Linked DNA regions of Mus musculus: all the other regions are linked to region 2. A link is a loop called in an ENCODE intact Hi-C map of the cell type or tissue named here. Cell type or tissue: gastrocnemius. All regions are shown on one strand.

Region 1 (8,000 bases), 160 kb before region 2:
TTTTCATTTCTACTTCATAACTATAACTTTGCTACTGTTAAGAATTGCAATATAAGCAATCTGCTAGGCAGAATATCTGATATGCGACCCCTGTGAAAAGGCCAATCGACCCCCAAGGGGTTGAGAACCTCACCTCAGTCCTTAGTTCTATTCATTAGGGAGGAGCCTTGTGGATTAACCATCCTTTAAAGTGCCCTTAATACCAATACAATGGCCTTTGGTTTCAGCACCTGAGTTTTGGAGGACATAGTCAAACCCTAGCAAGTGTCCCTCAGTAAAGATCAGACTGGTGTGTGAACATGGTGCGATCATTAATTAGTTAAGTAACACTACTCGAAGCTTTCTGGTTAGCAAATGGCTGCTGAAGTTGTCAACAAGCCTTCCTTTGCACATGATGACCCGGCCTCACGGTCACCTTGCCATGAGTGTGTCCAAACATCGCCTCGTCTTCTCTCACTAGTAGTAAATAATACTGCTTTTCCTTCCTCTGAGGAAGGAGGGTTGTTTGTTTGTTTGTTTTTTAAAGGAATTTGAATCAAGTACAGGGTAGATAAGTGTCAATTCATGTGATTGTTGCAAGAAGCTGGGCCTTGTGCGGCTGGGTGTGTGTTAGAAGCAGAGATGCTCTGTTGGCTGCTAACTGGAGGGTTGCCGGAATGAAACAACCCTCTGTTTGCCTTCTTGAGTTTGGGAAAATTTGAGTCCCACCCCACCCCCCACCCCACCCCACCCCACCCCCTGTTCGTGGGAGCCACAGCGACTTCCCAGTTTGTTGCTAGGCAGACCCAGGCTGGTTGGATCCCGAGTGTCCAGGGATGTTTCTTTCTCTGGCTCCTACCTCACATAGGACCACTAGAATTACAGATGTGTGCTCCCGTGTCTGGCTGTATGTGGGTTATGGGCATTCAAACTCAGGTTGCCCCACTGCCCAGTAGGCAAGCATCTCCCAGGCGTCTCTTTTCCCCTTTTGGTAAGGGAATATTTTTGTGTCCCAGAAGTGTGTAACAAGCCTCCTGGTCTGGTGCTGCGGCATGCTTCCACATCTGTAGGGACCCGTGGGTCACCTTCCTAAAGGCCTGATTGACCAAGCAACTTAGTTTGTGGCTGTCTTCCACACAGTGAGCTGCTCTGAAATGGCTAGTTTTAATTTTGACTCCGCGGAGCTTTTGGAGGTGTGGGGCCTCCTTCAAGGTCCTTCTAAATTCCCACAGAGGGAGGAATGACGCAGGAGCCGGGATCTCAGTTCCTTTTCTTCAACCACGGAGTGCGCATGCGCTTTTCAATCGGAGCAATGCCGATGTAACTGATCACATTTTCCAGTTTGCATTGGCAGCCAGGAAGCTCACGGCTAATTCTCAGTTCACCGCTGACGAGCACCCAAACTTCCCCGTGCACTTTCTGTGTGCAAACCTCATCCCTGACTTCCTTTCCTTCCCAACGTTTCGTTGTTAGCTCTTTTTCTTTAAGCTATCGTTATTCCATTACTGCTGCCTCAGATCCTTTCTGAAAAGAACGAAAGTCTGTGAGAACATTAAAAAAACGGAGGGCTTTCTTCCCAGCAGACATCTTGTGGGTGGGAAAGGAATGTGTGTGGAAATGGGAATGGTTCTGCATTGAAAGTACTCGTGTGTGTTGTAGGATGTACATGTATGTGTATAGGATATAAAGTATGTATGTGTGTAGAATGCATGATATAGGATATGGATTACATACATGTATGTAGGGTGCACATGTATATAAGATACAGTGTGCCCACGGTTTTCACAGTCCATCTGGTCTTCCATGTACGTTGACTGGGAAGATGCTGGGCCACTATTCCAAGGCAGATAAGTAAGGCAAGGCATTCTAAGAGCCTGCCCTATGGTCTAGCACTTTCAGGTTAAACATGGAGGCAAAGGGCTGGGGGATGGCTTCCACTCAGAGCTTCTCAAAGACTAGGAGTCCCTCTCTGTTGATTGTAGAAATGACCCAGGGGCTTTGGAAAGTGCTAGTTCCCAGTCCTGTCCCCAGAGAGGCTGGGTTAATTGGTGTGGGGTAGAGATTTAAAAGGTCCCCTGGAGACACTAATGGGTAGCAGCCCTGAGACTGCTGCCCTGAGAGAAAGAGAAATGAAGCTAAGAAACACCTGCTTCCAACCCACACCTCGGGGGCCTCAGGCTGGTGAAGCTTCAGGGAGATAACAGGCCATTCTGGTGCGGGATTCATTAACTCAAACTGAGTTATTGGATGTCCAAGACTCCCTCACACAGTCCACAGAGAAAGGAAAAGTTCATATCCTGATTCTGTGTGTGTGTGTGTATGTGTGTACTTTGTTCATATGTCTGTATATAATATATATCTATATACATATAATATCTGTGTGTATGTATCTAGCATATGTGTACTCAGTAAATATGTATATATAATATGTGTGTAAGAGTGTATGGTGTATGTATATATAGTACATGTGTGCATTGTGTATGGCTGTATGTATATGTGTGTACATGGTATATGTATGGTATATGTGTACATGTGTATATATTTATATATAGTATATGTGTTATGTAGCATACGTATATATACAGTATATGTGTATATATGGTACATGTGTTCATGTGTATAAATATGTATATGTAATATATATATATATACATATATATATGTTTGTATTGTGTAAATATATGTGTACATGTGTATAGTGTATGATTTATACATAGTATATGGTGGATATTTATATGTACTTTTGCATATAGCATGTACTTTTGCAGATAGCATATGTATGCATCTACATATGCCGGTGCTTGGTAAAGTGGAGTAACATTTGCATAGAGTCTTGGGCATCACCTTGTGCACTTTGAACTCTAGATTATTTGGGCACCTAATGTGATCAGAGGATCTGGAAATTGTTGCTGTGTCATATTTATTGGGGAATAATGACAAGAAAAACACGTCTGAGCGTGAGGCTGGAGACATATAACTTCCTGCTGGACTCAGGTGCTCCGTCCTCGCACCACCAAGTCCAAATGTGTGTTCATGCTCGGTCCAGACGAAATCCCTTTTCTCCGGATGCTTTCAATCTGGGGTTGGTTAAATCTGAGAGTGTGAGACCTGCACTCAATCTGCTGATTCATGTGACACACCCTATTCCAGTCTATCCTCACCTAGCTGTAGTGTGTGTGCACATGTGCATGTGTGTGCCAGACATTCAATCACTCTTAACCTTATTTTTTAAGAGAGAGACATCTCCCACTGAACGAACCTAGAGCATATTGATTCTGCTAGGCTGCCTGGCCAGTGAGCCCCATGAATCCCCCTGTCTCTGCGTCCCCAGCTCTAGAATTACACGCGTGAGCTATTACACAGTGCCCAGCTATTTACATGGACACTGAGGATCCAAAGTCGGGCCCTAATGCTGGCACCATAGCACTTCACCAGCTGAGCGCTCGTCCCAGCCCTTCAGTCTGGGATTTTAAAACAAAAACCTTTAAAACAAAACATTTTTGTTTGTTTGTTTGTTTATAAGAAAAAAGTGAGGTTCAGGGGCCAGGTCAAAGCCTTGTTAGGGAATTCTGAGACTCTCAAGCAAGTGCACCGTTGTGCTTTCTAAGATGACCCCAGGGGGTAGGTAATATGTGGAACATGGCTGGGGGCAGCCACAGCCTCGGTGGGAAGTGCCTGGGTGGTGTGGGCTCTGAGCATTCACACAGTAATAATACATAATTATTAATAATACAATAATACAAGAGTCTCGCCGCTGAGCTCTGGATGAGAAAATCAAGTCCAAGAGCCGATGCTCACTCTGCTTCTAAAAGGCGAAAGAGTTATTGTGGTGTGGGGACATACCCAGATCCTCCTCACTGGGTGGGGACAGCCATGACAACGGTAGGTACTTGCTCTGGTATGGTGTCTGTGGTGGGAAGGAAACAGATAAGACGGGAGACAGAGCCAGCAATGCCAGAGCCTGACCCATCTACACTTGGGGACCCCTTTTAAAGAATTACACATACAGGTGATTATCTCTCTAAATCAAGGAAAGGGTTCACAACTGGTTCCGACTTGATTTGATTTTTTGTGTATGAGCATCCTGCTTGTACGTATGTCTGTGTACCATGTGCAGGCCTGGTTAGGATAGCTATTAGCTGCCATGTGAGTTCTGGGAACTTAACCAGGGTCTTCTGCAAGAGTAACAGGACCCTTAACTGTCGAGCTATCCCTCCAGCCCCTAGTTTTATTTTTATTGTCTGTATTTGGGGGGGGGGGGGGGAATTGTGCATGTGAGTGCAGTGCTTGCAGAGGCCAGCAGAGGGCATCAGATCTTCTAGAGCAGGAGCTTCTGGAACAAGTCAGAGTTCAGAGTCACCTAATCTATCCTGAGCACAGCTAGAGAAGCCAAAAGAAGCTGGCGTGTGTAAACTTGGAATAGATCTTTCACCTCTGGGGTCCAGCTGAGGCCCATTTCTAGTTTCCCACTAGGGACTCATAAGGGGCCCAGAGACTGACTGGTTTGGCTAAGGGACCCAAAGCCTGACTTGGAGACACCTGAAGTCCCAGTATCTGAGCAGCAGCAGTAGTAATCTGAAGCCAGCTGAGCCCCCATAAGGGAGGCACTGGGACTGGGGAATGGCATAGTCATTAAAGCACCATGCTAGCAGAAGGGCTTGAGTTCAGATCCCCAGTAGCTAAGTAAAATGCTAGGCGTGGCAGCAGGTGCCTATAATGCGTCGCCTAAGAGGCAGAGGCAGGAGGATCCCTGGAGCAAGCTTGCTGGCCAGCCCCTCCAGCTGAATCCTGAATCAAAAACCTCCATCTTCAAAAAGAAACCTTGCGTTGGGGGGTGGGGGGAGAGCTATTGACAAAAACAGTACTGCTGACCTCTGGCCTAATACATACACGCTCACCCTCACACTCACACTTTCCTGTAATTGAGGTGACACCTCCACAGAGACATCTTCCTGGACCGCTCTGCTGCCCGGCCACCCACAAGCCCTTCTTTCCCTCTCCTTGGTATTTACAACTTTCTTCAGCTGCCTTTTTCCCTGGATTCTTTGTTCGTGATTCCCACTCTCAACGTGGATGCAAAGTTCCAGGATGACAGAAAACGAGTTGGTCTTATTGTAGTGGAGCAGTTGACCAGGCACGGACAGTCGAGTGGATGGAGGATGGATGGATGAATGAATGAATGGATGGATGGATGGATGGATGGATGGATAGATAGATAGATAGATAGATAGATGATGGGTGGGTGGATGATGGGCGGATGAATGCATGTGTGCGGTCCCCGTCTGCGCTGCTGACTCTCTGGGGCCGCGCCTGGCCACGGTGAGGACGCTGCGGGGCCGGGAGGCGGCGTGGGCGTCGCCGCAGGGAGGAGGCCGGCGCGTCCCTCCTCCGGGAGCGCAGCGGCGGCAGCGAGAGCAGCGCGCACTGCAGGGCCGACTCCCCGCCCGGAGCCAGCGCCGCGCCCCGCGGCCCCCACGCACGGCGCGGCCCGGCGGGGGCGCAGGAGACCCGCGGCCGGGACAGGGGGCCGGTCCCCGGCACAGGAGGCTGCCGCAGCCCTGCGACATTCGCTCCGCGTGCCATCTCCCGGCCTGGCCCGCTCGGGACGACTCTGCACTGTGCGGGTGAGTACCGCGCTCGGGGACACCGGGTGGGACCGCGTCTCCCGGGGACCCCGTAGACACTAAAGGAGCGGAAACTCGGCCGCCGGCAGCAGATCCAGTCTTGAGATCCCTTTGGGTCTCAGGGCCTCAGTTTCCCCTTGTGTTCCAGGTGAGGGGGGGTGCGGGGCGCAGTGACTGAAGTTAGCAACTCCAGTGCGCCGGACAAGTGCAGGACGCGGCCGGGTCTCTGCGTTTGGTTTGTTGTTTGGCCTCGGAGGAGACTCAGGAGACTCGTGCTGAATCTCGGATTGTACCCAAAGGATCCAAGAGACAAGCTGATGTCCGAAGGCTGGGGTTGTGGGTGGCCGAGGAGCTGTGCAACTCGCTGGAACTTGGGGCCCGTGGCCCAGCCTCCCCCACGTCGATTTTCTTTTGAAAAGTCTTTACTATCCTGTAGCCCGCACTGGTCCAGCTCAGGGCGCTCACTCTGAAGCTGAAACTTAACACAACTTTTCATCAGGACGCTTAGACTGGGTTTCATAGTAAGGGGAGAGCGCGCGGACCTGAGTTACTATAGCCAGGCAGCTGTGGACTAGCCCTAGCTGCTTCATTGCATTTCAAACAGCTCTCACGCTCACGGAGTATTAGGGAAGCAGGACTGGGAGAGGTGTCCCATCGCTAAAGCCTCAAAGTGCTTTCTTTACTCCGCAGTTGAATGTGAGATTTTCTTGCAAGGCACATTGGGCCCCAAAACCATCCCAGGGCTCAGACTTGACAGCCCTCGCTCCTTGCCTGTGGAAAAAGCAAGGCAGAAACGCTATCGCCTATCCTCCCTCCCTCTTCCCGCCTCAGTCTGAAATGCTACATAACTTTTAACGACTTTAAGTATATATAATATATAACGCGATATTATATATAAATATGTCGTGCGAGGTACAGAAGCCACTCCTGGTGGGAAGGTTTAACGAAGTGAGAGAAAGTACTAGGATTTACAAACACCAGGGAAGCATTTGAATTATGTCTGAGTCGGGAACTCCCGCCCCAAGGAAACTATAACTGGGGACAGTGGTTGTATTTGAAGCCGATTCTATTAATTCCACAAGCCCTTGATGCTAGGATGAAAGAATTTTCTATGACCAGAGCATGGGTCAGCTTAAGAGAGACACCAGCCCTCGGAGATGTGTTAGACCCCAACATTCACAGCTGTCCGTGGGGACCAAGGCTGGGTCTTTTCAAAACAATCTTTGTCAAGGGTCATTGTGCCGTTTTACCCAAGGAATGCCCTCCCCTTCCCACTTCTCTGCAGCATCTGTAAGTCCCCCAAGCCTAATATTTCCCTGTCTTTAGACATCCTCAGACTGGGGAAAGTTAATGGGCTATTTATGTAAGAAATGATAATGTTTGGAATCTTGTTTGTGACTGAGCATAATAATGAGCTTGGATTTGAAACTTGAAAATCTGCAGTTGTGAAAAAAAAAAAAAACCAACAACAATGTATGAATAGATCTGAGAGAACCTGAGATGGTGCAAGTGTGTGTGGGAGTGTGTTTGTGTGTTTGTTTGTGTGAGTGTGTGTGTGTGTTTGTGTGTGTTAAACTACTTTTTAGGTTCCTATGCCCCTTTGTATCTTAGTTCACAACTCGATAAACTGTTTTATCTTCAAAGAATGTTATTTTCTTCCTGTGTCTTGGAGCGCTTGTGTACTGCTGCACCCAAGTATATAAAAATAACCCATAAACACATACATTGTTTTCCTAGTATCAGATAACTAAACAATATGAAGTAAAAATTAAAAGATATGTGCCCTGATTGTTTTTTAATATTACTTTGAAAAGTGCTTGTTTTTAAACGACCTACGTTCTAGCATCTTTTCGTGCCTTTGTGTTGGGTTAAACACATCATGAAGAAACAGGATTTGCTGACCTGTGACAGAGTTAGCATTTGGGATGGGGGACCACCCATAGTACTGTGCTTCCAAGATGCCGAAGCCTGCTGCTTTAAATCGTGTGTAAGAGATTTTGAGTCTTGTTCCAGATGGATAAATTGATAAAATGCTAGCTGCTGTCGGGAGAGTGGAAAAGCCCACAGTAAAACGGGTCTGCGGCGTAGCCGGCCACTTTCAGAATTGGGTTGAATACGCTGTGGAGATTCTGGCAGTTTGAAAAACCTTATACACAGTCCAGGCACATCCACTTAAGATGTTTCCCCCACGACAATATGACTCCATCCCACAAAGAAGAAATCATTTCCTTATTTTTTTTTCAGCCTTTTTTCCCAAAGATAATTTGTGCCGGGAGTAGACCAGGACTAAGCAGCCAGCCGTCCAACTGTCACCAGCGCAAGCTGAGCTCAGGACGAGAACTCTTTCTCTGTCCCCACCACCATCACCAGATGTGTGTTGGGTGTCCTCAGCTGCGA
Region 2 (8,000 bases):
CCTGATTATTGCACATCAGATTGATTTCGTTTTAGGAAAGACTTTCACTTTTTATAGTTTTACGGTCTCTCTTCCACCCAAGAAATAAAACCACACATCCCAAGATAGCGTAGCAACCACAAGGCTGATGTCTGAACAGCCCATAGGATGAAACGGCCTCCTGGAACTAGAAGAATTTCATCACAAAGGCATTAGAATTGGGTCCCCGTGCTTCGTGGGGATCCAGAGTACTGTCTCTGCCCCAAGGGCAACCATCCCTTTCTAGCCCCCTAACCCAAGGCATGCACAGGCCACCACGATGCCATCAAAGTTAATTCCAGAAACCCGCAGAACATTAGGGCTTGCTGGAAAAATCTGCCGAGTCTGGGCCTGGTTTATAGCTTCTCAGGGAGACAGCCACCCGCAAACATCCTAGGCCAACAAGAATGGCATTCCATCCTCCCCGCCTTGCCCCAACAGAGCCTTTCCAGGGGCGTGTTCCACACGGAGCCCTTCTCCAGTCTCTCGGTTCTGGCTTTAATTGATCTTTGTTTTTCAAGTCATCCTCATAGACGGTGCTTGTTTAGCAAGTTAACCACTGACCCTGCTTTAATCCGAAGAGCATGCAATGGTTAGGGAAGTGCCTTTCAAGTGCCTGGCATCTCTGGCTGCACAGTGGGACATCAGCTGCTCTTGCTGCGTCTTTGATGAGGGCGCGAGTCCTCCACAGGAGTCCACGGGATGTGAACCTTACTGGGACTTCGGGCCAGGTGTATTTAACCCTCCGTGCACCGTTGGCTGATACAGGCTTCCTGTGGATCGGAAAGCGTAGTGAGGAAGCTGCCATGCTTTTGGCTGTATTTGACCGGGTCACACTGTCGATTGCAATTGCGATTGCACCACTAAAGCCAGCAGAGCAGGCTGGGTGTTCTGGGTGCATCCAGCAGGCAGCTGGAAGTGCTTGGGAAACTTCTCTCCAAGTCTCACACCTGAATTGTTTTTCTTTGAACTGATCTGTCCTTTAAAACAATAGTAAGTATATGCAAGTATGTCTGTGGCAGGGTATGTACATATATTCAAATATACGTGTATATGCATATGTGTGTATGTATGTATATATACATATACATGGTTTGTGTGTGGATGCACATATGTGTGCAGCTGGCCAACAAGCTCTGGGAACCCTCCTGTCTCTGGCCCGCTTCAAGCACTGGGGTTACAGGCAAGCCACCATGCCTGGCCTTTTCATGGGTACTGGGGACCCAGACTCAGGTCCTTGTGCCTACATGGTAGGAACTTTCCTGACTGAGCCATGTCCTCTGCCCCTGTGACAATCAGACTTCTTTCTGCTGAGATGTGGGTTTTCCGTTGTGCTCTCTCCATCTCCCTCAGCTGCGTGGCTCAGTTAGACTGCAGAAGATCGCAAAAGTTCCCATCTTTTGCACCTCACCATCGGTTCTGCATGGGTCATCCATCTCTCAGTAGTTCCCTTGCTCAAGAGTTTATTGGTGCCTTTTGTCCTTGTTCTGACCAAATACCAGATAAAAGGCACCTCAGGGAAGGAAGGGGCCGCTTTGACTCACAGTTTGGGGGACACAGTCTGTGGTGTGTGAGAAAGCACGGGAGCAGGAGATCACATGGTATCCTCAGTCAGGATGCAAATAGCAAATAGCGTCTCTCAGATGTGAAGACCCACCCCATACAGGTTCTACAACCTTCCAAAACAGCACCACCAAGGCATACCAAATGTTCAAACACTTGAATCTGTGGGGGCTTTTCACATTTGTCTTAGTCAGGGTTTCTATTCCTGCACAAACATCATGACCAAGAAGCAAGTTGGGGAGGAAAGGGTTTATTCAGCTTACACTTCCATGCTGCTGTTCATCACTGAAGGAAGTCAGGACTCAAGCAGGCCAGAAAGCAGGAGCTGATGCAGAGGCCATGGAGGGATGTTCTTTACTGGCTCGCTTCCCCTGGCTTGCTCAGCCTGCTCTCTTATAGAACCAAGACTACCAGCCCAGAGATGGTCCCACCCACAAGGGGCCTTTCCCCCTTGATCACTAATTGAGAAAATGCCTTACAGTTGGATCTCCTGGAGGCATTTCCTCAACTGAAGCTCCTTTCTCTGTGATAACTCCAGCTGTGTCAAGTTGACACAAAACTAGCCAGTACAACATTCAAACACAATAATGAGTATGGACCACCCCCACCCCACACCCCCCACACCCATTAAAAAAACAAAGTGATATTTCAGAATACATTGCTAATTATTCTTAATTGGTTTAACCCAAGAAAAGCCTGCATATACTTTTAAATTTGGGACATTATATCCAGATAAGTATTTGAGAAACAGCAACCCACACGAGCCACCACCTTTGCTTTCTGCCAGGAGGCAACAATTTTCAACTTTCGTGGACTATTTAGATGCTTATCTCCACGTTTCTCCTTTATGCCCTCTCCGTGATCTCTGATTTCGAACAATGCAAAATTAAAAACTTTAGTTCTCAAGGCTGGGGCCATAGCCCAATGGTGGAACACTCACTCGCCTAGCATGTGCAAAGGCCCTGGGTTCCCTCCCAGCACCAAAAGAATAACTACATCACAAAAGGCCTTTAATCCTAGCACTTGGGAGGTGGAAGAAGAGAGCCAGGGGTCCAAGACTAGCATTGACTATGTGGTAGGTTTGAGGCCAGCCTGGGCTACATGAGGCCCTGTCAAAAACAAAAACAAAGAAGGTCCTGTCTCTCACCCTCATTGTAGTGAAAGGCCCAGACCTCCCCCTCATGTCCTGCCTCTATCAGCCAGTCACGAACGACCTCAGCTCTATTCATATCTATGATTTGGTCTCTCAGAGCTGCGTAAATACTTTCCACAGAGAAGCAGATGTTACACACAGTGATTGTTGTGTGCTGAGTCAGTCCCTTTGGGCAGGATGGCTGCTCTCCCCTGTTCCCCTGCGTGACAGCCACACTCTCAGTCAGGTGCACGGCAGGCAGGCACGCCTTTCCTAAGGGCTGTGCAGAGGCACAAAGGGGAGGCACACAGCCTTCCCTGGGTCACACTGACACCCGCCAGGCTCCAGGAGGTTTGTCCCCGTCGTCCCCCCCCCCCCCATTGCCTTCTGCAGTTACAGAGTCTCTGTCTGCCACCTCCTGGCCAGAACCCTGAATGGGAGGCTCTGAAACCCTGAGGAGGTGTCCTGGCCTGTTTCTCCACAGCTGTGTGTGAAGCCAAGGTCAGCTTTTCCTTTTAGTTGTCTTGTTTCATTTTTGTTTTATTTTGTTTTATTTTTAAGGTCAAAAGAGTTTTGTGATTGGAATTATTTACTAATTATTTAATAATTAATAAATAATTATTATTTTAGAGCAAGAATACCTCTGTGTGTGTGTGTGTGTGTGTGTATGTACATGTGTGTGCATGTATATGTGTGTGCTGGTGCCCATGGTCATGGGTGCATATGTGCACATGGAGGCCCGTGGACAATCTGAGCTGTTATTACAAAGCACTGTTCACCTCAGTTTGAGACGGGTCTCACTCACTGGCCTGGAGCTCACCAGTTTGGCCAGTCTGGCCAGCAGGGACCCACCTATCTCTGCCTCCCAGCACTGAGCTTGTAAGTCCGCACACCGCATGGAGCATTGTATGTACATTCAGGCTCTGGGAGTCAAACTCGGTTCCTCGGGCTTGCACGGCAAACCCCTTACTGCCTGAGCCCCCTGAGCAGGAGGTGGCAGACAGAGACTCGGCTCTCTTAAGCTCTGTTTGTTCTAGCCTGGTCTCTGTTGATGTGGTCATCACAGCGACCAAAGGCAACTTAGAGATGGGAAGGGTTGGTTTGGTTTATACTCCAGGTCACCGTCCCTCACTGAAGGAAGTCAGGGCAGAAACCTTGAGGCAGGACCAATGAAGGAACACTGCTCTCTGGTTTGCTGGCACATACTTAACAAGCTTTCTTTCATAGCCTGGGCCCACTTCCTAATGATGGTACTCTCACAGTGCACAGGGCCCTTCTGTACCAATCGCCAATCAAGACAGTCTCAGACATGGCTAGAGGCCAGCCCAACGGAGGCAATTACTCAACGGAGGTGCCCTCTCTCCAGAGGACTCTAAGTTGTGTCTAGTTGACAGTAAAAACTGACCAGCACACCCACCAACCCACTGTCATCTGCAAGTGTGCACCTCATTATCTTTATCCTGGAGCCCAGGCTTAGGCAGGGTTCTGTGAAGAGATCTGTGTTGTGGAGAGTGTGAGAGACAGCAGGGCCCTTAAAGCTCCCATCCAGACTTGAAATATCACTTGTACCACATACAACACCTGAGTCCTCAGGGCCCAGCGGATCCATTTTCTAAAGGCTTTTGGACTCGCAGTCTCTATGCAGGGGTAACTCGTCTCTGTCTTTACCAGCTAGAAACACTTAGCTTTTAGCTAGCTGTACCCCAAGCCCCTGGGAAAACAACTTTAAAAAGGAAAGATTAACTCTGCTCATGTGTTCCAGAGGGTTCTGCCCATGGTTGCTTGGTCCTGCGCCCTCAGACAGAATATCGTGGCGGCAAGGGTGTGAGGTGGAGGCTGTTCACCATGTGGTGGTGGGGGATAAAGCAGAGAGGGGGGAGGGAAAGAGGGAGAAAGGGAAGGAGGACAAGGACATGTCCAAGACCGGATACAACAGTTAAAGGCCAACCCACATTGGCCTACTTCCTCTAGCTAGGCCCCACCCACTGAGGTTTCCAGAAACTCTCAAAATAACCAGATAGGGACCAAACTATCACTACCTGAGCTTGTGAGGACAGTTCAGAACCAAATCAAACACTGAACCACACACACACACACACACACACACACACACACACACACAAGCTAAGCAACAGGGGTGGGGGGTGGCACACTCCTTTAAGCCCAGCATTTGCAGGAAGCAGAGGCAAATGATCTCTGAGTTCGAGGCCAGCCTGGTCTACAGAGTGAGTTCCAGGACAGCCAGGGCTATACAGAGAAACCCTGTCTCACAACAAAAGAAAACAAACAAAAAACAAAACAAAAACAAACAAACAAACAAAAACCACGGACAGGCTGGAGAGATGGTTTAGCCATTAAGATCACTGTCTGCTCTTCTAGAGGACCTGAGTTCAATTCCCCACAACCACATGGTGGCTCACAGCCATCTATGCTGGGATCCGATGCCCTCTTCTGGTGTGCTGGTATACATGGAGATAAAGCACTCATAGTCATAAAATAAATAAATCTTTAACAAAATGAAGCAAACAAACAAACAAACAGCCCTCCATTCATGAGTCAGACATAACAGACCACCGGCCATGTTCACTGCACACTGGAATGTATCACCCTCGGGGATGGGTGACTGGGAGCAGAACCTTATGTCAGTTACTTTCTTCTTTCATGACAGAGATCCCTGACAGAAGCAACCTAAGGAAGGAAGGACTGTCTCCTTTCATGGTTTTGTTTTACTTGATTTTTTTTTCCGAGACAGGGTTTCTCTGTGTAGCCCTGGCTGTCCTGGAACTCACTTTGTAGACCAGGCTGGCCTCGAACTCAGAAATCCACCTGCCTCTGCCTCTGGAGTGCTGGGATTAAAGGTGTGCACCACCACTGCCCAGCGTCCATTCATGGTTTTAAAGTGCAGTCTCTCGTGGGATGGAAGCGAGACCCAGAGGCAGCTGGTCAGTTTGGGTCCCCAGTTGGGGGGCAGAGGTGGATGAAAGCTCTGCCCAGCTCCTTGGCCATCTTTCCTTCCTCATTTGGTTTGGGATCCCAGTCCAGACAATGGAGCTATGCACACCCGATTGGGTCTTCCCACCAGGCAAACCTTTCTGGACACATCGTCACAGGCATACCCAGAGGTGTGTTGCCACGATGAGTCTGTGTCAGTAGAGTTGACAGCGAACCGTTACGGTAGCCAACTGTGTTGTATGCAGTGGGGGTGGGGGACAGACACGCCGTTCATGATTCAAATGTTTCGCACTGTATGCTCTGACCGGCTTGCTTCCATCCCCCTCACCGTTTCTCAGAGATCCCTTGTAGCTGTCACTCCGGAGTGACATCATTTTATAATATCTTCTTTCCTGGTGTAGACAAGCTATGCTCATCCCAGGCCATGCCTTCAGCCACACAAGAGCTGAGAGCTATCCGGAAGAGCAGGGACTTCCAGCTGCCTTCCAGAGCCCCAGAGGCCACATGTGCAGAAAACTGTCCCTTCTCTTTCCCACAGGACACCACGACGTCTGTGCGCATTGGCCTGATGATGGAGGAGATGATCTTCAACCTTGCTGACACACACCTGTTCTTCAATGACCTGGAGGTCAGCACACAACACTCGCTTTCACAGTTGCTGGGGTTACTCATGTTTAGTTGGGGGTAGGGGGTGCTATCTCCGATAGAAATTTTTTCCTTTTTTTTTTTTTTTTTTTAGTTTTTCGAGACAGGGTTTCTCTGTGTAGCCCTGGCTGTCCTGGAACTCATTTTGTAGACCAGGCTGGCCTCAAACTCAGAAATCCACCTGCCTCTGCCTCCCAAGTGCTGGGATTAAAGGTGTGCACCACCACTGCCTGATCCCTTTCCATACATTGTGCACGCGCACGTGCGTGTGTGTGTGTGTGTGTGTGTGTGTGTGTGCCAGAAGAACTCATCGGATCTCCTGGAGCATAGGCAGGTGTGAGCCACTTTGATGTGGTTGCTGGGAACAGAATGTGGGGTTTTAGAAGAACATGGAGCCACCCTCCAGACGTCCTGTGTCTCTCAGAGACTCGAATCTCTTACTGATGACTACTAAGAAAGTGCAGAACTGTAGTCAGTGTCCTTTTAGGGGGACACTCTTGCCAGAGTGACCTTGCTGGACCTCCTCTCTCTCTGCTCCAGTCACATGGAATGGTGGTTCTGCTAACCCAGTAAAAAACTGGTGGCCTCTTCCTCTTCCTTCTGAAATGCCTTTACTTAAAACGTTCATTAAGGCAGATCCTCTTGGGGCAACGATACTTAGCAGTGGGGTCAGAGTGGAAGCTTTTTAATAAAGAATTTACATTCTTCTGGTGCATAAGAGGGAGAGGGACAGAGAGAGGGACAGGGAGAGGGGAAGGAGAGGGGGAGGGAGGGAGGGAGAGAGAGAGAGAGAGAGAGAGAGAGAGGAAGAAAGAAAGAAAGAAAGAAAGAAAGAAAGAAAGAAAGAAAGAAAGAAAGAAAGAAAGAAAGAAAGAAAGGAAGGAAGGAAGGAAGGAAGGAAGGAAGGAAGGAAGGAAGGAAGAGAATACTCTTACTGTGTTTGCCCTTAGATCCCTGATCAAGATGCGAAAAGAAAGGACAGAAAGGGTCAGACATAGCTTAACTCATTTGTTTAGACCTAGTCTATGTTGAAAGACTTGTGGGTAAATTCCTCCTTGGGGCCAGTGAGATGGCTCAGAACTTAAAGGTGTCTGGGCATCCTAATTTTGATCCCAGAACCCACACCAAGCTGAAAGGAGAGAATGGAATCTGCAAACTTGTCCTCTGGCCTCGTCTACACACTGTGGCGCATGCACACACTCACCTCCGGTTTATATGTACACACACACACACATACACACACACCACACAATAATAATTTCTAAATTTTAACATCATAGAAAGGAAGCTTTAAAAAAAATAAGTAAATAAAACTACAGAAACGAAGGCTGAAGGAGAGAAAAAGAGTACTTGCCCAGGCTCAAGTTAACAGCTGTGATCAGGCTTAAAGGTGACCTATCAGCGATGGCCGACAAAGCAAGGAGGGAAGTAAGACGTACCCTTCCTTGTGATAAGTGAACAGCTCTGCTCAAGGGGAAGAGGGTGGATTCCCCCAGGCCAGCCGATGGGTCCGCAGGCTTCGTGCAGGTCCCACTGACTGTAAGCCGTCACCACAGTCATTCAGAACAGAATGAAAGCTAAAGGTGACCTAAATGAAGCTGGACATGGGAGAACATTTCTATCTGTCCTCAGGGTGTCACTGGCACCTGGAACAGCCCTGAGGACCTGGCTGTGGGGTAGAAATAGTTCC
Region 3 (8,000 bases), 220 kb before region 2:
CTTATGGAACCCAGGACCACCAGGTCAGGAGAGCCCCTCCCCACAGACCATCGGCTGAGCCCTTCCCCACCAATCACTGAAACTATAGGTTGCAACCGCATTTGGGGTCGAAGGACCCTTTCACAGGGGTCACCAAAGACCCATCAGAAAACACGGATATTTTCGTTACAATTCATGACAGTAGCAAAGTCACACCTATGAAGTATCAACGAAAGTAACTTGATGGTTGGGGTCAGGTTTGCCCCTGACAGGCACACAGGATGAAGAACACTTCCCACAATGTCACTGGTGCTCAGATGAGAACCCCTGCCTAACGTTGCCTTGTATGGTGAGAGCCTGAGACACAAAGCAGGTAGGTGGCATATCTGAAGACATGCAGCCCCAAGGAGCCATGTTGACTGGGATTTACCCAGGTATCTCCTGGCTCCTAAGATGGGAATGGAGTTTCTGGGGCATATACTTAGGGGCTTCAACAGAGTGTAAGAAGAATAAGGGTGATGTGAAGTATTTGGGGGTGAAGATCTGTCATGGTCCCTCTTGTAGTCTGCTTCTGGTGGAAGGAAACCTGCTCCCCTGCCTCTGTTCCCCACCAGGCAAACGCTGTACTGCAGTTCTACAGCATGACCAGCAGAGGGCGCAAGTGCACCTTTGTGTTTCCTCGTTACAGCTTTTCCTTAAAAGGGAACAGGGCACCTTCAAGAAAATGAGGAAAACATGCAAAAGCAGAAAGAAAGAAAAAATTCATCTTGCAAGGAGCCGGGCGGTAGTGGTGCACGCCTTTAATTCCAGCACTCGGGAGGCAGGTGGATCTCTGATTCGAGGCCAGCCTGGTCTACAGAGTGAGTTCCAAGACAGCCTGTACTACACAGAGAAACCCTATTTCGAAAACCCAACAAAACAAACAAACGAAAACAAAGAAATCCCTAAAAATATTGGCTTCCGAGGGTTGTTCAGCAGAGGAGCAGTGTATGCTTTGTCCTGTCCTTTCTGGAGTTGAATCTGTTGACAATAGTTTCTTGACACAGGTGTAACCTCCCGGTACACACACTATACAGCCTAGGTTTGTCACATCATAACTTTGCCTGTGAGCCACAAGCCCTTCATATAGCACCTAATGATGGCTGTAAAGTGGGGTGTACCTCATCAGCCCACAGGAGTTAACTTGGCTGTGCCCACTGTGGAGATCTGACAAACTCGGAGGTAAGGTCTTTGCCTCAGCTGCCAGGACAGACCAGACCATCACTGACTTTACCCAGGATGGCGTTTCTGAGAGAACCCCCCGGGAGAGCTCCTCAGAGGAGGAGAAGGTGGAGACCAGAGGGGCACCAGCAAGGAGTCTGGGGAGGTCCAGTCAGGAAGGCCCCTGGACTGCTTTGCGGGAAGACCCTGCTGGGGTTGAGAGGAGACAGAGGGAGAGAGGCAGGAAGGTCTGAGACACCTGCTCCCTTCTCTGCTTCTGGGCAGATGTGCCATGGATGGGGAGAACTCAGCAGGATGGCAAGGCCCACCCCACCCCCGACGGCAGCCTGTGAGGAAGGGACAGGGCTGCTGACAACCTGGGCTTCTAACAGGGAGGATGGTCTGGTGGGAACAGGCAGAGCTGGGCGGGGCACCTTTATAACTCGTTACTTGTTTACTCCTTCATGTTGCAAAAGTAATTCCTGGCTGCGGTAGAAACATTTATACTATACAGTCAAGAACAAGGAAGGGAGCCGACAGGGGAGGAAGCGGGAGAGCAGACACACCTTCCAACCAGAGGCCTCAGAAGTGTTTCAAGTCGGTCAGTCAGTCTGCCTATCTATCTATCTATCTATCTATCTATCTATCTATCTATCTATCTATCTATCTATCTATCTATCTCTATCTTCTATCTATCCATCCATCCTCCCACCCACCCACCAACCCACCTATAACCCACCTATCTACCTACCTACCTACCCATCTGCAATCACACGTGTCTGTGGCCATCACAGGACGCCTTGTAGGAGTCAGTGTCCTCCTACCATGTGGATACTGGCATCGAACTCAGGTCACTGGGCTTGCCAGCAAGTGTCTTTGCTCATGGGACTATCTCATTGGCTCCTCCAGTATCATTTAAAGCATTCCCTTTTGGTAAGCTCTTTAACAGGGTGTGTGTGTGTGTGTGTGTGTGTGTGTGTGTGTATACATGCTCACACACATGAACATTCATTCAGCAGCTACTGTGCACCACGTATTTCTTTGGCTGCTACAACATGACAGAGAACGAAGAGACTGAAGTCCTTGAGGGCTGATGCGGCAAAGAGGGCAGCACGGTCGGTCGGGCCCTGTGTATGCAGTGTGCCGGCAGGCAGAAAGCCAGGTGTGGATGTGGGTTCTGCGTGGGCTTGGTATTTGTACCTGCGTGAAGGATATGACAGAGCAGAGGCCTGAAGCTTAGAGGAAGCAAAGCATTTACAGGGTGGGCAGCCAGGCGAAGGCACTCATCTGAACAGGCTGGGGACAGCTTCCCACTAAGTTGACACTTAGAGGATGGGGCGGAGTCAGCCTTGAGGAAGATGTCACTAACACTTCTGGGGTGGGGTGGGGCTACAACTCATCTCACCCTCTGCCCAGCACTGTAGCCGGATCCCAACATGCCCGCCCAGTGTTTGACTGTGGCTTCTCTGGCTATGCCAGCCTCAAGGGCCGACCTGCTTGCTGCTGAAGCTTGGTGCCTGACGTGGGACTGACACATGGTCGGGAACTCTGCATCGGTGAGATCACTCAGTGAATGGACACTGCGCTGGAGTACAGCTTGGAGGTTCACACTGCCTCAGGGTGCTCAGAACAGGCAACGGAATAAATACAAGGCTCTGTGATTGAGTAGGGGGTGAAGCAGCTGTTACTGGCAGAAATCTACTACAGCCCATCCGGCTGTCTTAATCACAGTTCAGATTAACCTCTGGCCCTAGCACCATGGAGGACATCTGATCCTGGGTGAACCCCCCCAACCACCCCCCAGTTTCCATTTCTGCATCCAGAAAATGGGGATAAAAACAGGCCATTGAAAGGATTGACAGATGTCTCAAAGGTCACAGATGAAGAGGGAGCTGGGGCATTGGATTCTCTCACTACAAAACTCTCTACCATGTCATGAAGGTTGGAAGGTGGGCAAGGCCAGTACAAAGCCTGAGGGATACCACAGGGCCTTTGCACTGGCTGGGCCCTCTTCCTCTGATTCTTTCCGCTCACCCGGGTCTCAGGCTGGTTATCACTGCTGAAGGAGGTCACCTGACCACTATGCCCTTACCACCTCCCCTTCCTGCCCCTCTCCCCTCCCCTCTGTCATCTTATTCCAAGCCCCATCACCACCGGAAGCTGCCACAGGTCTACCTTCATACCCACCCCTTCCCCACCCCAGTGCTTCAGAGATGGCAGGGTCTCCGCATCATCAGCTGCTGTCGGGGCCATCACAGGCACTCAGGAAATGGACATTCGGTGAATGACCAGGAATGACTGAAGGAATGGTTGTATTAGAACATCGGGGGACCCCTGGAATGAAGGGGGCCAGGAAGCCACTCTCCCCAGGTGGAGTGAGGTGGGGGGAGGGCAGGGGGAAGGGGGGACTGTTTCCTGCCAGGGTGAAGACAGATCTCCAGGAAATACCAAGCTGCCTCGCCATGTTCCAGCTTTTGGAATTCAGCCTTAATGTGGTTTCTGCATATTGGGAATAATAAAAACCGTAGGCGATGTCTGCGTGGAACATACTCCCTGATTCAATTTCCACCCTGCTTTTGGGTGTGCTGTTACACTGTCTGGTCCTGGGGGTGATGACGTTGGATGCAGAGCCAGTTCCATGGGAAGGCCCAGACAGGTGACCTAGTGCAGGGCTTTGGCATCCTGAGACCATAGGAAATGAAATACCCCTGGAACTCAGTGTTTATGGGTGCACACACATGCACACACAAGTCACAGAGTCAAGTACTGACCAGACTTCGTGCAACACGCAGTTATTTCATATTTGTTACATTTCCTCCTTTCTAAACGACGCTCACACACTGACAGTTTGGTTTCATATCCAACTTCCCAGCTGGTCAGCTCAGTAATGGAAATCAGCAGCCTAAAGGCTATATACATAGGGACCCAAGATGGACTGAAGGCCTGGCTTTTGACGGAGAATGCACAACAGAGCCAGGGCAGAGAACTATCTTTCTAGTAGTGCAGACATCTGGAATCCTGGGGTTTGGGTACCCCAAACCTTGGTGTGCTGGAACCCAGCCCTTTGGACCACAGATCAGGATATCCCACCTCCTCCCAACAGACCAATCCACACCGAGCCTCGAGCCAGGTGTGGAGCCAGGAGTACTGGAGGGAAAGGTACACGAGCCGGGCAGAGGATTAGAACTGCCCCTTCTGTGAGCTAGTCAAGGTATATTTAAAGTTAACTGGTGTGTGTGTGTGTGTGTGTGTGTGTGTGTGTGTGTGTGTGTTTCACTCTTGAATCCAGATAGCTCTTGGGCAGGTGCACAGGAAAAACCCATTGGAAGCACAAAGCAGTTAACATACTACCGGGCTACACTGTTCCAGACTACTGCTACACTGTTCCCTGTCAGCTCAGTTGACAGACTACCGCTACACTGTTACCCGTTAGTAAGGTTGACAGACTACTCCTACACTGTTCTCTGCCAGCAGCCAGGCTGTCCTGGTCTTCATGGCTCCTGACAAAACCAAGTTCCTTTGTCCCTGCTCTTGGCATCTGTTCCCTGCTGGTTGTACCAGAGTATGAGTGTGTTGGTATAGGTGCAGGCAGCATGACCCTGCTGTGTCCTTGTCCAGCAGTTTGGTTCATAGTAGGATTTCAATAAAGTTGTTGCTGGACTGCAGGAATAAGGGGTCAAGCTGCTGGCACCCAGGTTTGGGGAGAGTATGCAGAGCCTGTTCATTTGTTCTTGTGAACAAGTGGCAGGAAATGGCTTGGGCTGGGGACCAGGGGCATTTAGAGGACAAACCTGGGGTATGATTCTTTGGTGCCATTCCCTCAGTTCTGAGGAGACTCAGTGCTCTACTCTGCACCAGCTGCCCCCACCTGCTGTGGCTCCCAAGTCCCCAAGGTGCAGCTATTGTGACGGAGGGGCTGGACTTCCTACCTGGAAGTCTGTGATAATGGCCTCAGTGTCACTGTGACCACTGCTGTGTTGAGTGGGTTCAACCTAGACTGCACAGCAGCCCCCCACAGGGAGAAGCCACTCTGGAACACAGTCCCCAGCCGGCCCTTCTCAAATAGCTCCGAAGACACTGACTAATGTTCACTCAGCTGGTCATCAGCTGTGCTGCCAGCCAGAGGCCACATCCACTTGATGGCTGTCACACTGACAGAGAGCCCCCAGTGTTGACAGCACGGAAGCCCTCTGGAACCCTGTGGTTTTTCCAATAATCCTTCGCACCCAGAGGACAAATTCCTGACTAGACCACCTGGCCACAGCTACAGCCGAGGCCGAGAGGCTGAGAGTGACTGGTACATTGCCATCACTGGCCACACAGAAGAAGCAGAGGTACGGGGGACGTTGTTCCCTAATTACAGTTATGGGGGTGTGAAGGATGCTGGGAGTGAGTGACAGACACTGTGTGGTCCATCCTCTCTGTTGAAGCTGGTTTTGCAGTGCCGGATGGGCCACACCCACTCCCACGAGAGTTATAGTCTGGGTCAAGGAGGAAACAAGTCAGCAAGGAGCAACCAAAGTGCAAAGGCCTGAGGTGACAGCCAGAGCTCCCGAGGAGCCAACTGGGGACTAATGTGGGGACAAGGGAAGTGTCTAAGTCAGTGAAGCACTTGCCACACAAACTTGAGGGCCAGAGTTCAGATCTTGAGTACCTACACAAAAGGCTAGCATGGTGCCTGCAATTACACACACACACACACACACACACACTCGCACATGCACACACTCACACATGTACACACACACATACATCATATGACATCATGTGGGTTGTTGGGAAAACAGGGAGGACTCAGAACCTTCTGGAAGCACTGTCATGCCAAGGATTTGGGCTTTTGTCCCGACACCTAGTTATCCCTCCCTTGGTGACGGACTGGCTGGTACTGGGTTATACAAAACTAGGAAGGAGTCAGAGAGGCCTGTGGAGACTGAATCCTCTGCGCTTAGCCTTCTGCAGGACGCAGCTCTGCATCCATAGCCTCTGTAGAGAATCGTTGTCTCCATTAGCTTGAAGCCGGGGGCGCCCGCGATGCCTGGTGTGCTTTGCCTATTGACTCGCCGAATGAAATCTTAGCTAAAATCTTTTCATTTTATGCCATTAAGGACTCGGGAGAGAGCAGGCAACTGAGCCGTCCCTGCTCAGTTAATGCTCAGGGTCAGTGGGAAGTGGCCCCACGGCTGTTGTAAAAAGACTGTCATTTCGGACTTCCCACTAGTGTTTCGCATTACCAGTAATTGGGACGTGAGTCCTCCCCTCCGGGTGGAGTTAATGGGTAAACATCTCCCCGTTGGCACGTCTAATTTTATAGGCAACTTCTAGTATCGCCTTGGTACCCTCAGGAGGCGGTCAGTGTGGTTTCCTCCAGTGTCAGTCTGCGGTCAATGGTGGTGGGAGAGGCTGAAGGAGATGGTGGTCTTCCCCAACCTGAGATGCCTCAGGTGATTCAGTGGGAAGCCAGCCTTGGCTAGATTCTGTGTCCTGAGTGGGGATGAGAAAGAGAAATTTCCTCCCTCCTCCCCCTTCCTCCTCCCTCCTCCCCTGGCTTTCCCTCCCTCCCCCTCCTTCCCTCCCTTCTTTTCTGTGCAATAAAGCACTTTTATTTATATAGTAGAAATAAATGTCCACTCTGGTTAGGGAAAACACATTAAGGACAGACAGCACTGTCCCTGCCCCAGGGATGCCCAGCCCTGCACACCCTTCAGGAGCTCTTCCCTCTGCCTGGACCGTCTCCCCTGAAGAACCGCACGCACCCCTCCCCTCTTTCCCAACTTTTCGCAGCCACTGTCATCTTAGCGAGTCTTCTTGACCCTGTCCTCCCCGAAGGGCGTCCCCATCCATCCCAAGTCTTCCTTGGTTCCTCAGCACATCCCGCCACAGCCTCCTCCCTGGCTCCATTATTTAACTGTCCACATCTGTGCACACCCAACCTGGAGTCCTGCCTGCCTTTGTGGTTGCAGGATGTGTCGGCATCACCCGAAGCAGATGCCTGATAAACATAGTTTTTGAGATGGGGTTTCTCTGTGTAGCCCTGTAGTCTTGAAACTCACTCTGTAGACACTGCTGCCTCTGCTTCCTGAGTGCTGGGATTAAGGAAGTGCCCCACCATTGCCTGGCTTAATAGTAACTTTAAAATGAGGACTGGGGTGTGGGTCAGTTGGCACAGATGAGGACTTGAAGTCAGATCACAGCACCCACGTAAAAGCTGGGAATAGCACTGCCAATCTGTAAGCCTGGCACTGGGGAGGTGGAGACAGAAGGATGCCTGGGACTACCTGGCCAGCTTGCCTAACTGGTGAGCTTCAGTGAGAGACCTTGTCTCGAAAGATAAGATGGGGGTCCAGCGGGATGGCTCAGTGGGGTCAGGAGCTTGCCAGCAAGCCTGACAACCTGAGTTTGATCCCTAGGGTCTACATTATAGACTGCAAGAACTGGCTACTGCAAGTTGCCCTCTGCTCTCTACACATGTACTGTGGTGAGAGCGTGCCTCTTCAGCAAATAGACAAATAAATAGATATAATCGAAGATAAGACAGAAGGCAAGAGAAGAAGACACACCCATGGGCCTCTGGCTTTCCTGCACAAGTGCACATTTGGTGTGTGCACACCTGCACACATGGACATACGTGCACACACACACAGTTCAAATGAAGCATGCCCCCCATAGGCTTATGTGTTTGAACATTGGTCCCCCCACCGCCATTGATGGTGCTGTTTGAGGGGATTATGGAACCTTCAGAAGGTATAGCCTTGCTAGAGGACTTGCATCATCAGGGGTGACCTTTTTAAAAAAATTTTAATTTTTTAAAGATTTATTTATTA

What was found. Hi-C counts contacts between places; a loop is a spot of excess contacts. Peaks named below come from ENCODE experiments on the same cell type or tissue, not always from the same donor. Only the 100,000 strongest peaks of a DNase experiment are listed, where the experiment ranks them.
Region 1: a loop joins it to region 2, with 2.2 times the contacts of the local background. A loop is called at or near these places in 3 of 42 quality-filtered maps.
Region 3: it touches region 2 in a loop (8-fold over the local background); 28 of 42 quality-filtered maps call a loop at or near these places.

Annotation. Positions count from the first base shown.
Region 1 is chr2:165,589,662-165,597,661 of GRCm38, forward strand. It overlaps Eya2 (EYA transcriptional coactivator and phosphatase 2), which reads left to right and starts at 5,367. Exons shown (of 16, transcript NM_001271963.1): 1 at 5,367-5,603. In gastrocnemius, a CTCF peak has its summit at 4,302 (motif pointing right); no DNase peak of the experiment used is centred here; H3K4me3 peaks cover 3,257 bases; H3K27ac peaks cover 2,132 bases.
Region 2 is chr2:165,748,238-165,756,237 of GRCm38, forward strand. Eya2 (EYA transcriptional coactivator and phosphatase 2) reads left to right here. Exons shown (of 16, transcript NM_001271963.1): 10 at 6,204-6,293. Among named protein-coding and RNA genes, the nearest start is that of Gm29993, 21 kb to the left of the region's middle. In gastrocnemius, a CTCF peak has its summit at 3,145 (motif pointing left); no DNase peak of the experiment used is centred here; H3K27ac peaks cover 1,652 bases.
Region 3 is chr2:165,528,687-165,536,686 of GRCm38, forward strand. No RefSeq gene overlaps it. Among named protein-coding and RNA genes, the nearest start is that of Slc2a10, 29 kb to the left of the region's middle. In gastrocnemius, a CTCF peak has its summit at 611 (motif pointing right); a DNase peak (open chromatin) is centred at 640.